Regions from separate parts of the Homo sapiens genome. Here region 1 is linked to region 2. Evidence: chromatin contacts called from ENCODE Hi-C or POLR2A ChIA-PET data. All regions are on one chromosome and are shown on one strand. The core of a region is the stretch at or near the end of the contact, and the rest is flanking DNA. Distances in the headings are between cores, read along the strand shown.

What was found. Hi-C counts contacts between places; a loop is a spot of excess contacts on that map. ChIA-PET counts read pairs that join two places held with the same protein, here RNA polymerase II (POLR2A). Pooled maps may share reads with other maps.
Region 1: a pooled map shows a loop between it and region 2 (3-fold over the local background). The contact joins two enhancer-like sites. A Hi-C loop is called at or near these places in 4 of 168 maps with a recorded cell type or tissue (Calu3, PC-3, mammary epithelial cell and 1 more) and 3 of 50 pooled maps. POLR2A ChIA-PET finds 5 or more read pairs at or near these places in 5 of 52 experiments (H1, HEK293T, HepG2 and 2 more).

What each region holds. Positions count from the first base shown.
Region 1 is chr21:38,994,697-39,002,148 of GRCh38, forward strand. It overlaps LINC02940 (long intergenic non-protein coding RNA 2940), which reads right to left. Exons shown (of 7, transcript XR_007067867.1): 4 at 1-7,027. Among named protein-coding and RNA genes, the nearest start is that of LINC01700, 21 kb to the left of the region's middle. Within about 2 kb of position 5,960, at least 5 of the 41 ENCODE cell types and tissues checked have a DNase peak (open chromatin) inside an H3K27ac peak, as active enhancers do.
Region 2 is chr21:38,954,310-38,961,211 of GRCh38, forward strand. No RefSeq gene overlaps it. Among named protein-coding and RNA genes, the nearest start is that of ETS2-AS1, 19 kb to the left of the region's middle. Within about 2 kb of position 4,827, at least 12 of the 41 ENCODE cell types and tissues checked have a DNase peak (open chromatin) inside an H3K27ac peak, as active enhancers do.

The DNA of each region.
Region 1 (7,452 bases), core at 4,710-7,209, 42 kb after region 2:
TGTCTCTCTCTGCCTGTGTTCCCCTATGTCTCTGTCTCTCTGTCTCTGTCTCTCTCTGCCTGTGTTCCCCTATGTCTCTGTCTCTCTGTCTCTGTCTCTCTCTGTCTCTGTCTCTCTGTGTGTCTCTCTGTCTCCCCTCTCCCTCTCTCTCTCTGTCTCTCACACACATATCCCTCACTGTGCGTCCAACTCAGCTCAAGCCCGTCTCCCTTGCACTTCCTATAAGCCCCTCTTGGAATGGCCTACCCAGAAGGGGCACTCAAAAGTGGGGACGCATTAACTTTCAGAATATCTGACCTCGCCACATGACCTCAGCCGGACTCTGGGTCCATGCAGGGAGTGGAAAATATCCCCAAGTGTAGCTGAGATGAGGCCTTGGAGTTAAGAGGTGAGCAGAGGAGAAGAAACCAGAGAAGAACATTAGAAAGAAGAGATTTGGAAAACTTTCTTTCATTAAACAAATGCCCGCCATGGCCAAGCACCTTTTGTATGTGAGGTGCTGTTCTAGTCACCGGGCCTGCGGCAGGAAGGATGAGACAGCCCACCCGCAGGAGGCTGACTGGAAGGGAACAGCCTCGGGAGACAGAGAAAGACAGGAATGAAGCGCTGGGCACAGCCAGCAGTAATACATGCAGCAGAAGAATGAAGCAAGGTGAGGGAAGAAAGCGTAGGGGGTGCCTGCAAACTTAAGCAGTGAATTCATCCACCAGGGCTGCCATCACAAAGTCTGCAGACTGGGCGGCTTAAACAATACACATTTAGTTTTTCACACTTGTGGAGGCTACGAGTCTGAGATCAAGGTGCCGGCAAAGTTAGTTTCTCCTGAGGCCCCTCTCCTTGGCTTGCAGGTGGCCTCTTTTCCTCGCCAGGTCTTCAAACGGTCTTCCCTCTGTGTGTGTCCTAATCTCTTCTTATAAGGACACCAGCCGGATTGGATTAGGGCCCACCCCATGACCTTCTTTTATCTTAATTACCTCTGGAAAGACCCTATCTCCAAATTCAGTCACATTCAGAGGTGCTGAGGTTTGAGGCTTCAGCCTATGGATTTTGGGGGACACGATTCAGCCCATAACAGATGTGGTGCAAGCTGGACACCCTCTGTGTGGACCCGCAGACCCACCCTTCCTGCTTTTCTTCTCTGCCCTTTGCCCCAGGACACCGACCTACAAAATGCATTTATGACTCCCTGCCTCCCAGCCCCATGAAGCGGGAGCACATGAAGACATGCCAAGGAGGGAGGAGGGTGTTTATCCCCGGCCCCTCCCTGCTTGCTTGCTTCAGGCAGGCAGCATCTCTCTACCCTGAGGCAACAGCACCTGTTAGGAGATGCACCTGCTCCATCCAGCTCTCTCCCCAGGTTCTGCTGATGATAATGGCTGCCTCCCCTTGGCCCTTCAGACAGAGCACTGGTAAGTTCTCCCCACTGTCTCTAGACCTGGGGTGTTGCAACAACCTAAACCCTGCCCCCAGCTTTGTAATAGTACCTTTCCTAAATTCTACTCTTAAATTGCCACATCTTAGTGGGCCATCCGACCAATACAGGGGGATCAGGCAGGAAGAATCAGAGAAAGAAAAAGGAAATCAAGAAAAAATGGTGTCCCAGAAGCCAAGATCATTTCAAGAAGTGGGGCATGATCTTGTGATAAGAGTTGCAGAGGTTAAGAACTTGAAGAGAGGCCATGCATGTAGGAAGATGTGGGGGGCCCAAGCAACCCCAGTGGTTGGGGCAGTGGAAGGCAGGATGCTCATCAAAGCAAAATAAACTTAGTTAAGGAGAAGTAGGGGCAGATTTCATAGTCAGAAAACACACAACAACCTTATCCATGCCACAGTCCACATTCAACAAGCACTTGTTGCCTTGAAGCCCTCATGACTCCCCAGTCCTGCGTGCAGGACACCCATGAATGTGTGTGCATGTGTGTTGTGTGTGTGTGCATGCGTATATGGACACATACACAGACAAGTGAATGACCTGTGATATGGGGTTTTATTCAATTACTGTATATAGTATACAGATATCTAACTCCCAGAATGCAAGGCTGAGCAATAAATATTAAATAACAATAAATATTAATCTAGCTTTGACAATAAAGCCTTATTTATGAAAGCCAAACCTCTCCAAAGATATGTTTTATATTACTCCTTAATTTATGACACAATCTTTATATTTTTGTTATTTTGGCACTAAAGCCCTTTCTTTTTTAATATACTTTATTTTTAAAGCAGTTTTAGGTTCGCAGCAAAACCGAGCAAAAAGCACAGAAAGTTTCCATGTACTCCCTGTCCCCGCCACCCCACATAAGCCTCCCTCACGATCAGTATGCCACACCATAATGTCCAGTTTTAAAATATGCTGCAACCCATTTAAACAACCATAGAACGTTCCCAAAATCTTCCTGACAACAAACAGCATGAATACGTGCCTACTGGCCGGGAGTGAGAACCAAGAGGTTGAAGACTTTCTTCCATATTGTTCTCAAAGCCAAGACTTAGGCCTACAGCAAACATCCAGCCACCTCCCTCTGCCTTGGCCGTTCTGTCTTGATAACCACAGCTGTATACTTCAGCAGTTTCAACCACTTACTTCCCAAGCCTACAAAATCTCCCTTTTGCTCCAGTTGCAAGGGGGGAGGCATTGGCTAAAGCAAATCATAGTCTCTGTGGGTACACCTGGGAGGCAATGAAACGCAATAGCTGAATGCCCCCATCCCCACAGAGACAGAACTATAGTAGCCTGCCATTCACTCACACTGCAGAAACATCTTTGTCTAAGCATAACTTCGTCCAGCCAGTTACAGGAACAAGTGGCTTCATCTCAAAGTAAAAGTTAAAAAGAAAAAAAAATTAAAGGAAACTGGGATCTTTTGGCTCAACTAGCCAGTCTTGCATCTGGAACTAAAATCAGAGGCCAGCCTCAAAAATGGACAAAGGACTTGAACAGATGTCTCTCCAAAGAAGGCATACAGATGGCCCGTAAGGACCTGAAAAGACCTGCAACATCACTAACCATTAGGGAAATGCAAAGCAAAACCACGATTTACTACCGCTTTTCAACCATCAGGATACCTAGTGGGTTTCTTTTTTTCCATTCCTTTCTTTAAAAAAAAAAAAAAACTTTTATTTTAGGTTCGGGGGTACCTGTGGAGGTTTGTTACATAAATAAACTGGTGTGTCATGGGGGTCTGTTGTACAGATTATTTCATCACCCAGATATGAAGCCCAGTACCCAATAGTTATCTCTTCTGCTTCTCCTTCCTCCCACCCTCCACCCTCAAGTAGACCCCAGCGCCTGTCATTTCCTTCTGTGTTCATGAGTTCGTATCATTTACTTCCCACTTATAAGTGAGAACATGTGGTATTTGGTTTTCTGTTCCTGTGTTAGTTTGCTAAGAATAATAGCCTCTAGCTCCATCCATGTTCCCACAAAAGACATGATCTTATTCTTTTATATAGCTGCGTAGTATTGCATGGTGTATATGTACCACATTTTCTTTATCCAATCTGTCATTAATGGGCATTTAGGTTGATTCCATGTGTTTGCTATGTGTGCATGTGAACAGTATTCCATGTGAACAGTGCTGCAGTGAACATTCGTGTGCACGTGTCTTTAAGGTAGAATGATTTATATTCCTCTGGGTATATACCCAGTAATGGGATTGCTGGGTCGAATGGTAGTTCTGTTTTTAGCTCTTTGAGGAATCGCCGTATTGCTTTTTACAATGGTTGAACTAATTTGCACTCTCACCAACAGAGCATAGGAGTTCCCTTTTCTCTGCAACCGTGCCAGCATCTGTTATTAATTTTTTTTACTTTTTAATCATAGCCATTCTGACTGGTGTGAAATGGGATCTCACTGTGGTTTTGATTTGCATTTCTCTAGTGATCAGTGATGTTGTGCTTTTTTTCATATGCTTGTTGGCCGCATGTATGTCTTCTTTTGAGAAGTGTCTGTTCATGTCCTTTGCCCAATTTTTAAGGGGGTTGTTTTTCTTCTGTAAATCTGTTTAAATTCCTTATAGGTGCTGGATATTAGACCTTTGTCAGATGCATAGTTTGCAAATATTTTCTCTCATTCTGTAGGTTGTCTGTTTACTCTGTTGATAGTTTCTTTTGCTGTGCAGAGGCTCTTAGGTTTAATTAGATCCCATCTGTCAACTTTTGCTTTTGTTGCGATTGCTTTTGGTGTCTTTGTCATAAAATCTTTGCCCATTCCTATGTACAGGATAGGATACCAAATATTTTTTAAAAAGAAAGAAAGAAAAGAAGAAGCGTTGTCAAGGATTTGGAAACATCCGAACACTTGTGCATTGCTAGTAGGAATATAAAGTGGTACAGTGTCTGTGGCATGGTAATTCCTTGAAAAATTAAACATGGAATTACTACATCATACAGCGATTCCACTTCTGGATATCTACATTAGAAAATTGAAAGCAAAGACTTGAACAGATATTTGCACAACAGTGTTCATTATTCACAATAGCCAAAAAGTAGAAACAACCCAAATGTCCATCGATAGATGAATAAAATGTGGTACATACATGTAATGAAATATTATTCAGCCTTAAAAAGAAATGAACTTCTGACTCATGCTGCAACATAGATGAACCTTGAGGATATTATGCTAAATGAAATAAGCCAGACACAAAAGGACAAATACTGTATAATTCCATTTACATGAGTTACTGAGAATAATCAAATCATAGAGACGGAAAATGGAATCGTGGTTACCAGGAGATGAGAGGAGAAGGGAGGGAGGGGGTTGGTGTGTCATGGGTACAGAGTTTCAGTTCTGCAAGATAAAAAAAAGTTCTGGAGATGGATAATGGTGGTAGTTAGGCAATAGTATGAATGTCTTTAGTGCCACTGAATTGTACACTTAAAAAGGGCTAAAATGGTAAATTTTATGTTAGGTATTTTACCATGATTTTTTTTAAGTTCACTTAAAAAACATCAGGAGCCTGCACCCCTTTTTGCACCAAGTCTTCCCATCAGAGCAGGGACAGGCCAGGGAGGCTGCCTGTGTCACAGCCACAGGAGACAGTGGTTTCAGATGGGGATGGGTCCTGGAGACATGGACAACCTCATTCTCTCCTGTCCAATCTCTCACCAGGGATGACACGCAGCTAAGTGGTGGAGCCAGCAGCCAACCCAGAGACCCTTGTCCTTATCCATCTTCTGCTGTCTGTGCCCACAACCCAGTCTCCACCACTGTGCTGAGGTCCGTCTACTCAGGCCCAGGCAGATCATGCACCATACATTCCTCTCTGTTCCTAGGTTCAATCTTTGCCTCAAATGCCCTTTGTTCTCTCGAGCTGGAAAAAGAACATCTGAGGAAGATATTGATGGCTGACAGCAGGAAAATCAGAAGTATCTTTGCAAATTAGAAAATAAAGTGAAAGACCTCATAGATAACACTTTCTACAGAAACTCAGCTTTGTTTCCCTATTCTCGTCCCATCATTGTTACATTCCTGGCCCAGCTCACCCTCGGCACCGGGTGGCACAGCCCAGGAGTGAAACTGTTCCTCACCTCGACAAGCCGGGGGGACATACAATCCACAGAGCCCCCAGTTTATTTGGCCTCCCCGTAGGTTTCTGCTGCAGCCTGAGTGAGGTTTACATTTATAAGGAGACCCTCATTCTCAATCTTATAAGGTCCTCTTGGAATATTCCAGACAGGAATGGAGCTGACAAGATGCTTGGAAGGGTGCAGGGCTGCACGAAGCCACCTGTCCATTTCCCCACCCTGAGACAGGGTCGCAGTGGATGAGCACCCGCTTTAGGGACATTGGAGGTGGGAAGCCCATTGTCACTCCTGTGTTGACATCACACGCTAGAAGGGAGTCTGTTTCCTCTCCCTGAATCCCTGACACTGCAAGGAAGTTATTTCCTCGAACTCTTGGGAAGTAGGGGAACTCCTGGCCACCAGCCTTTGTTTAACAGCCCTTCCTGTTGTCAAAGAGTGATGCCCCCACCGCCCCCTGGCTCTGCTGCAAAGCAGGTGATTTAACTTTGAGTCATCTGGGTGACTTCTCAGAAGCCACAGAGGCTCACCATGGCCTGTCACAATGGGAAGACAGCTGAGTGTGAGACACATGGAGACCCAGCCTTGACCACCACTGGGGAGGACAAGCTCAGGAGAAGGAAGAGGAGTGACTGGGAGGGAGGAAAACACAATAGGACAGTGGCTCCACAACTTGAGCGCCACAAAATCCCCTGGGGCCTGTGAGAACACAGATGTTGGGGCACCTCCCCAGCATTTCTGATTCAGGAGGGCTGGGCAGGGCCTGAGAATCTGCATTTCCAATGAGTCCAGGGTGGCGCTGAGCCTACTGATGTGGGATTGGATAAGGATGCCCCGTGCTGGACATTTCTGGAAGGGACCCACCCACCCTCTACTGCCTCAGGACCAGCCTTGGTGCCCACCCTCCTCCATCCCCACCTTTGTGCCCACAGCAGGGCTGAGTCCTCCCCACACCCACCAACCACCCCATCTCTGCTGCTGCTGTGCTCTGCTCCTCGGACAGTCCTGGGTATTTCCGTGTCCTGCTCTGCTCTGCATCTCTGAACGCTGCCCCAGGCCTACACCCTTTGCAGGGGCCCTGACCTCCGTGATTTGCCAGTTACCTGCTCCTTATAAAGCCCCCACCTGCAACCTGACTGACAGACTCAGGGATCCTCGTACCTGCCTGTGATGTCTTTTCCTACCTAGCCTGACCTCCCATCTGCAAAACCCTCCCATCCTTGGATGCCCAGCTTCACATCCTCCAAGGACCCTCCTCTCCAAGACTTTCCAACTCCCAAGCGCCCACAGAGCAGTCACTGTTTCTCAACTATGACTTCTTATGAGTAACACTGAAAACACAGATTCCTGTCTGTACCAAAAACCTTTAAAAATTAAGAATTAGCTGGGTGTGGTGGCGTGTGCTTATAGTCCTGGCTACTCCGGATGCTGCAGCAGGGGGATCGCTTGAGCCCAGGAGTTCAGGGTTGCAGAGATGTTGCCACTGCAGATTGAAACCCTGTCACTAAAAAAAAAAAAAAAAATACATAAAATAAAATAAAAATAGGTAGATAGATGATTGATAGATATGAAGGTATGATATAGAGATATATGCCATACTTCATTGTTATTGAGTGCGTGCTTTTGCAAACTCATCCCCTATGCACACTGCCCCACCTCTCCAACCCAGATCTGGAATACATCCCCAGGCAGGAGCTCCAATAAGTCACTCATCTATGTTGTATTATAGTAATTGTTTATACATATACAAACATAAATTTACACTTATTGTTACTATTTGTGTGTACATATGTTTATGGTAGGCAGAATAATATCCTCCCCGCCTCCAGCAAAATATGACAAAATAGGGCCATCTCCTAATCCCTGGAACCCATGAATATGTTACTTTCCATGGCAAAAGGGACTTTGCAGATGTGATCAAGGTTGAGA
Region 2 (6,902 bases), core at 3,577-6,076:
AACCCTCACTGCAGATTTAATATTCACAAAAGCCCATTGAGGTGGGTACTATCATCTCTGTCTAACGGTGAGAAGATCAAGAAACTAAGGCTTGGGGAGAATAAGTCATGAACACCAACTTCCCATGTTAGGAACGGTGGGTTCAGGGTAGAAATCTCAAAGTTCAGCTTTTCCCACCACACTTGAAAGGAATTAGTAGAAATTAATGGCTTTACAGACCTCACAGCCACCAGTTTTTTGCTGTGGGACCTCCCCTGTGTCTGTCCTCTCCACATGTCTTGTGTCAGGCCCTGGAGAAGCACAGGGTGCCGCTACCTCTTCACCTGCTGAGCAAACCCTGTCATTGAAGCAACCAGGTGCTCACACGTGTTGTGAACACAAGACTCCAATAAGGGGACACCTGTGTGTATCCAATTTTCTACCAGCAGCAGCTTATCCACTGGGCATGAAAGGGAGGAAAACTACTCAGCCAGTCATTAGGTAAATACTCACTGCTTATCTCAATGCAAAAAAACAAGCACCCTTCTGCAGGAGTAAAAGGAAGTGTGGAAAGGTGAAGAGAGCAAGGGGCAGGAAGCAGACAGTTCAGAATCAGGAGCCTTCTCTGCTTGTGTGGACAAGCTACTCACACTCTCTTAGCCTCGACTTTCCTATCTGTGAGTGGGACTGGCAATCAAACCACACTACTATAAAAAGGATACGTTTGCCCAAAATAGCCAACAGGTGGAAGCAAACAGGCGAATAGATAAACAAAATGTGGTCTCTACATACAATGCAATATTATTCAGCCTTAAAAAGGAAAGCGCTTCTGACACAGGCTACACCATGGATAGTCCTTGACGGCATATTGCCGAGTGAAATGAGCTAGTCACAAAAAGACAAATACTGTATGATTTCAACTTACATGAGGCACCTGGAGGAATGAAGTCCATAGAGACAGAAAGTAGAATGGTGTTTGCCAGGGGCTGTAGGGAATGGGGAGTTAGGGTTTCACGCATAGCAAATTTCACTTTTGCAAGACAGAAACAGGCCTGGAGATGGATAGTGGGGATCGTTGCACAGCAGTGTGAATGTACCTAGTATCATAGAACTCTCCGTAAAAATGGTTAAGTTGGAACATTTTACATTATGTGTACTTTACCACAATGGAAATTAATAATGCTAAAAAAATAACATGTTTGCCATGATTCTGTCACTGTTGCTGAGGAGAAAAGAAACGCCTTGTACTGTGGACCCAATCAACTCAAATTAGAATCTCTTGGGATGGTGCCCAAGCACAGGCATGTTCTAGAGGCTCTATCACACCCACGCCAGAGCTGAGCATCACCCAACGAGCCGAGTGCTCAGGTCACGTTAGTGACTCATGTCCCTCAGCCTGACACTTACTCATGTTGCTGCAAAACAGCAGGATACATTGGGAGCACCCAGGCATCTGTGTGCATTGAATTAACTTTTATTTAGCTCAACTCAAGAAACATTTCTTGCCTACCAACAGGGCTGGCATCACAGGCACCTGCAGGTAGTGCCACAGCGGGCGCCCTCAGAAGGCCCTGCTCGTGGTTTAATGCTCAGTGGCTGCCATTTTGAAATTCTTAACGATTTTTGAACAAGGAGTCCTGCATTTTCCTTTTGTACTGTGGGCCCTGCAAATTGTGTATTTGATTCTGCCTACAAAACCAGATCCTGTTCTAGGCCTGGAGAAGCCAGAGATAAAAGGCAAAGTGGCTATGGAGAGGCCATAGGCTGCAGAATGCCCAGGGCAAGCTGAGGCCAACCCCATCAGGACCTCCTGGTCCACCACTCACCCCACCCCCTTCGCCTGGAGAGCCAGACATGGATTTGCCTGCAGAGGAGGGAGGAGGAGAACCCCTGACTGTGGGTGGATATAAACAAGCTCATGACGAGTGATAAGTAACATATGCAACAGGAACAATGATGCAAAACATCGGTGCACGTTGGGCTTTAGGACAGGGCAAAACTATACACAAAGCAGGCATCTAAGAAGCTAAGTTCTGAGTTCTCAGCTCACCCCATGCTCACTCTTCTTGCCAGCATTCATGGAACATCCACCATCGTGCACCGGAGTCCCCACAGCTTCCAGTCTCAATAAGCCATGGCCGCAAATAAGCACCACCAACCACTTACTGAAAGCTTCCTTCGTGCCAGGCACTGTGCTGAGTGCTTTATATAAGCAGCCGCAAGTGCTTCCCATCATGGCTTCCTAGCTGGCTATTAATTGAACTGTTTTACAGATGAGGACCAGGAATGATCAGAGAAACCAAGGAACTTTCCCAAGATTACGTAGCCAGTTAGCAGGTGATCAGATGTGAACTTGGGTCTTTTGCTTTGAAATCTGTAACTTTGCCCTTCAATGTAAAATACCCTTAGGTTGAACCACATGCAGTTGGTGTTTGGCCGAATATTGTCAATTTCATCAGGCAGCGTGTGATGCAGCTGAAACTGAGACCATCCATAAGCCCTGTGGGAGGCCAGTGAACCCACAGATAAATCCAGATCACTCCCTGTTCTGTAAATCAGCGTGCCGGGCAAACAGCTCTCTTAAGCAGGGAAATGAAGGGAATAAAGAACAAACAAGTGGGAAGCTCTGTAAGAACAATATCCTGTGAGCAAGCTGAATGAAAGCACCTGCCTTCCTCCCTCAGCCCAAGCCAGCTTGCTTAATAAATTAGATTGCTTGTTTGTTAGAAGCACCTTTTTAAAAGGTGAGTGTAGACAGCTGCTCTCCAGATAATGACACTAAGCAGAGCTGTTGCTACCAAGCCACGCTAGAGATAAGGCTGCTTTCCCAGAAATACATTTCGGGGCAGGGCAAATTGAAAGTGTGTACTTCTCAGGTAATAGGTAATAAACATTCCGTTTTGGAGCTTTCTATATTGAGCTTCTGCACCTGGTCGCTGGAAGGCTATGGTGTCAGCACCAAGCCTGCAGATTGCTTTGTATATCAGCCACCCCTGTTTTTCCCCAGTAAAATACCACTCCCGGCTTGGCCGCCAGCTCCTTCCTCTTTCTTGGTGGAAATCTACTGCTTTCTTAAACTGGTGCATGGAAAATTACATGGTCAGCGCCACACTCGGGGCTAGAAAAGCACACATCCCACAGTGATTTCAAATGATCCAGCCTTTCATCATTAAAAAATAAATTCTGTGGGCGAGGAGAAAAGAATCGTGAGGCCCCTAAGCAGGTGACTCATTTCAGACAGAAATGCCAAAGCCATTTCTGAACAGATGGGTTGACAGGACACTTAGCAAATGCTGCTTTTAATTCTTTCTTGCACTCATTCATTCATTCAACAAATATTCCCCCAGGCTTATGGAGCATGGGGCACCACTGTAGGCACTGGGGAAGTAGCTGCCAAATACAAAATAAAACCCAAAAAATCCCTTCTTCCCTGGAGCTTCCACTCTACAGGTGGAGACAGAGAGGAAACAGATAAGGAAACTCTAAGAGTTATGGGGTAAAGACAGCTGGGGGGGCGGTGCGGGTGGAGGGGTTGCCTTGGTGGAAAGGTGATCTTAGAGCAAACAGGGAGAGAAGGTGCAGAGGGAGCTCTGTGGTTACCTGGGGGGAAAATGGTCCTTCTACGCAGAGGGAGTGGGAAGGGCCTAGGGGGAAGTAGGGCCAGCTTGATCCTGGGAGCCGTGTGGCTGTGGGCATGGAGTAAATGGGGACGAGCAGGTGAGAGGTGAGGCAGGTACACTGAGGCCAGGTGGCCACCAGGAGCACCTTGACTTTGCCTCTGAGTGGGATGGCACTCACTGCTCTGTGCAAAGGAAAGTCATGACTGGACTTGCTTTTTGCCAGACACACTTTGAGGCCAAGAGGGAGCAGGGAGAGGAATGTTGACATCATTGAGGTGTAGGATGATGGAGTAAGAGATGGACATGGTGGAGTGGGAGCAGAGGCCAGGGTCTAGCTAGGTGTCAATGGGGATGTTACTGACAGAAAGACTCTACGATTCCTCCAGGTGGGGCATACCCTCAACATCAGCCCATGGATGGATGTTCCCAGACCCCAGGAGTCTCACCATAAATTCTCCCTGGGACAGACTGTGGGTGGCAGTGGTCGCCATCTGTCCTTGGCTGACAGGTGCCCAGAGCTGTGGCAGTGTCATTCCCAGCAGCCCCAGGATTAGGCTGTTATCTCTGTTTACCAACAGGAAGAGACACTCGGTGGAGGATTCAAGCTGATACAGGAGCCGTGGATTGCCACCTGCCTCTTCTCCTATGCCTGTCATGAGTACACACACCAGTCCTGTCTGCTGGCCAAGCCCCCTTGCTCCCAGGTGGGAGAACAATGTGTAGAAGCACAAATTATAAACTGATTCTTGTGTTCTCTAAAGACAGTCTGTTTTTCAGATCATGATTAGGAATGAGTAAACGGTAAGTCTCAAAGTTTTCAGGGGCTTATTATACAGGGCCTATCAGAGTAAAAATAGAAATTACAACAGCCCAACATGGAAGAAAGTTTTCCTTCCTCACTCCCAAACTTCAAACAGAGTCCGAGGGTTAGGATGTGGGCGTAGCTTTTTGGGGGGCCACAATTCAACCCATTCCAGCTAACTTGATTGAGTATTGATGCCTTTTAAACAAGCAATGGAGTGATCATCGGAGATGAAGAAGCAATTTAAGCTCAACCCTCAAATGCAAACCCTTCCAAAGCAAACATCCTAGGAGGTGCTACTTGAGTTAACCTCGGAGATGATTAACCTGGGTTTTGCACCACTGCCCTGAGCCATTTTCCACAGAACAGAACAGAACAGAATTCTTTATTATGTTTCTCAAGATGCTACTTTTCTACACTGCAGTTATTTCAGGCATGACTCATGTTAAAATGAGTGTGATAAGATTTCTTGGTAAAACCCCTGGGAGGCTTTGAGTAGAGAGTTTTTAACAGTAGCTACCCCAAGCAAGGCAGCTGGAGTGGGTTGAATGGTTCCTCCCCAAAAGATCATCCCTGTCCTAACCCTTGGACTCTGACTGTGACCTTATTTGGAAAAAGAGAGTTTACAGATGTAACTAAGTTTGAGATCTCAAAATGAGGTCACCCTGGATTACACAATGGGCCCTAAAGTCAATTACAGGCATCCTTATAAGAGACAGCAGAGAAGACACAGACACAGAGGGGAAGGCCATGTGAAGGCAGAGAATGGAGTGACGCAGCCACAAACCAAGCAATGCCTGGAGCCACCAGAAGCTGGAAGAGGCAAGGAAGGGACTCTTCTTCAGAGGGAGCAGGGCCCTGCCCACACCTTAGCTTCAGACTTCTAGCCTCCAGAACTGGGAGAGAAGAAATGTCTGTTGTTTGAAGCCACCCAGCTGTGGCACTTTATTACGGCAGCACGGGAAATGCATACAGCCTCCAAAAGAGAACGAAGCCCTTCTGAGAGCTTGATTCCAGACATGCAAGACCCTGAGCCCACCGCGCCTGGGTTTCTGCCTACAGAACTGTGAGATAATCCATGGTTGTTTTACGCCACTCCAATTGCAATAAGACAGTGAGGATGTCATGTGAGTGACCAGCAAGGCATGTGGCCCAACCAGACAGCCAGGGAAGGCCTTTAACGAGTAACTTGAGGCTGAGAGTGAGGTGGTGAGTTGTGGAGAAAGTCCCAGCTCAGGGTTCACTGTGGACCAACAGCTCTTTACTGTGGGGTACTACCTTCCTGGAGAATTTCCTGGAGAGTATAAGGCCTGACGTGGGCCTTCAAATATCTCAACAAGAACAATAAATCCCTCCAGAAAACCATATTACTCCACTTTCTTTCCAAAGGAAATTCAAGTCTGTTGAAATGCTTGCTCTAAAACAGTTTCCAGTGATATTAAACAAATTCGTGGCTCTCAGAATACCTTGGGTGATGATCAATAAGAGTTGTATGTGCTTTACATGCTGATAATCACACCTAACCCACAGCATTTGTCTGATGCCTAAGTGGGCTCAGATTTGCCCAAGGCTCTGGTCCAAGGACCTCTGAGGGACACAGCCTCGTCACTCAGACAGGAGAGCCCAACTCAGTGACAAACAAAGGCCAAGGGATTCTGCACATGAAGACAAAACAGAGTCTTCCTTCTCAACTAGAGAATGGCTTATCTAAGAAAAAAATCAACTGGAGAGAAAAAAAAAGTGAGGATGTCAGCATTTAACAGGAATCTTGAAACTTTGACAGGAAGGGTGACCCTTTTCGGTCAATCTGAAATGTATGCAGACAGGTCACAGATATATTCCAAATACATTTTTTTAATTGCTAAATATGTTTAAAGAAGATTTTTAAAATAAAACTCAATGGACCAGTTTATACACTGCAAATTCATTACATTTTTCCAACCACGCAGAGCTAGGCTTAAACTCAACTATACTGAAGGTTAAACTCAACTATTACCAGTGTTATTCTATCCCAAAGAATGAGCCAGGTCTAAGCTGATGTTTCCTCCTGTTGTGACAATAAGAACTTTCCCCATTGTCTTCCACCTTTCCCCTTCTCGCTCCATTTCCACCTCTCCATCGCGCAGGGAAGGCAGATTAGAGTTCACTAGAAACACAATACCTGAAACATAAAGGCCTCACACCTACCCGCCTAGGAGTACAGCTCAGATGATCTTTCTAATAAGGAGTGGCAATGGAGCTTGCAGGCCGAAGAAACTATAACTTGGGTGTGATTGACAAGAGCTTAGGCTAACACATGCCTGCTTCTATAATTATATTGTTTGTCTAGAGAGAAAAAACAAAAAAACAATAAATCATCCAGCGGTGCATGACTGGCTTAGTTCTCTGTCTCTCTCTCACTGGGAAACTCACGATGAAGTTCTTCCAGGAAGAGGTTGCAACCCCACCTGCCCACCATTCTCCATGACACCTGTCACTGACCAAGATGCAAGAAACACATG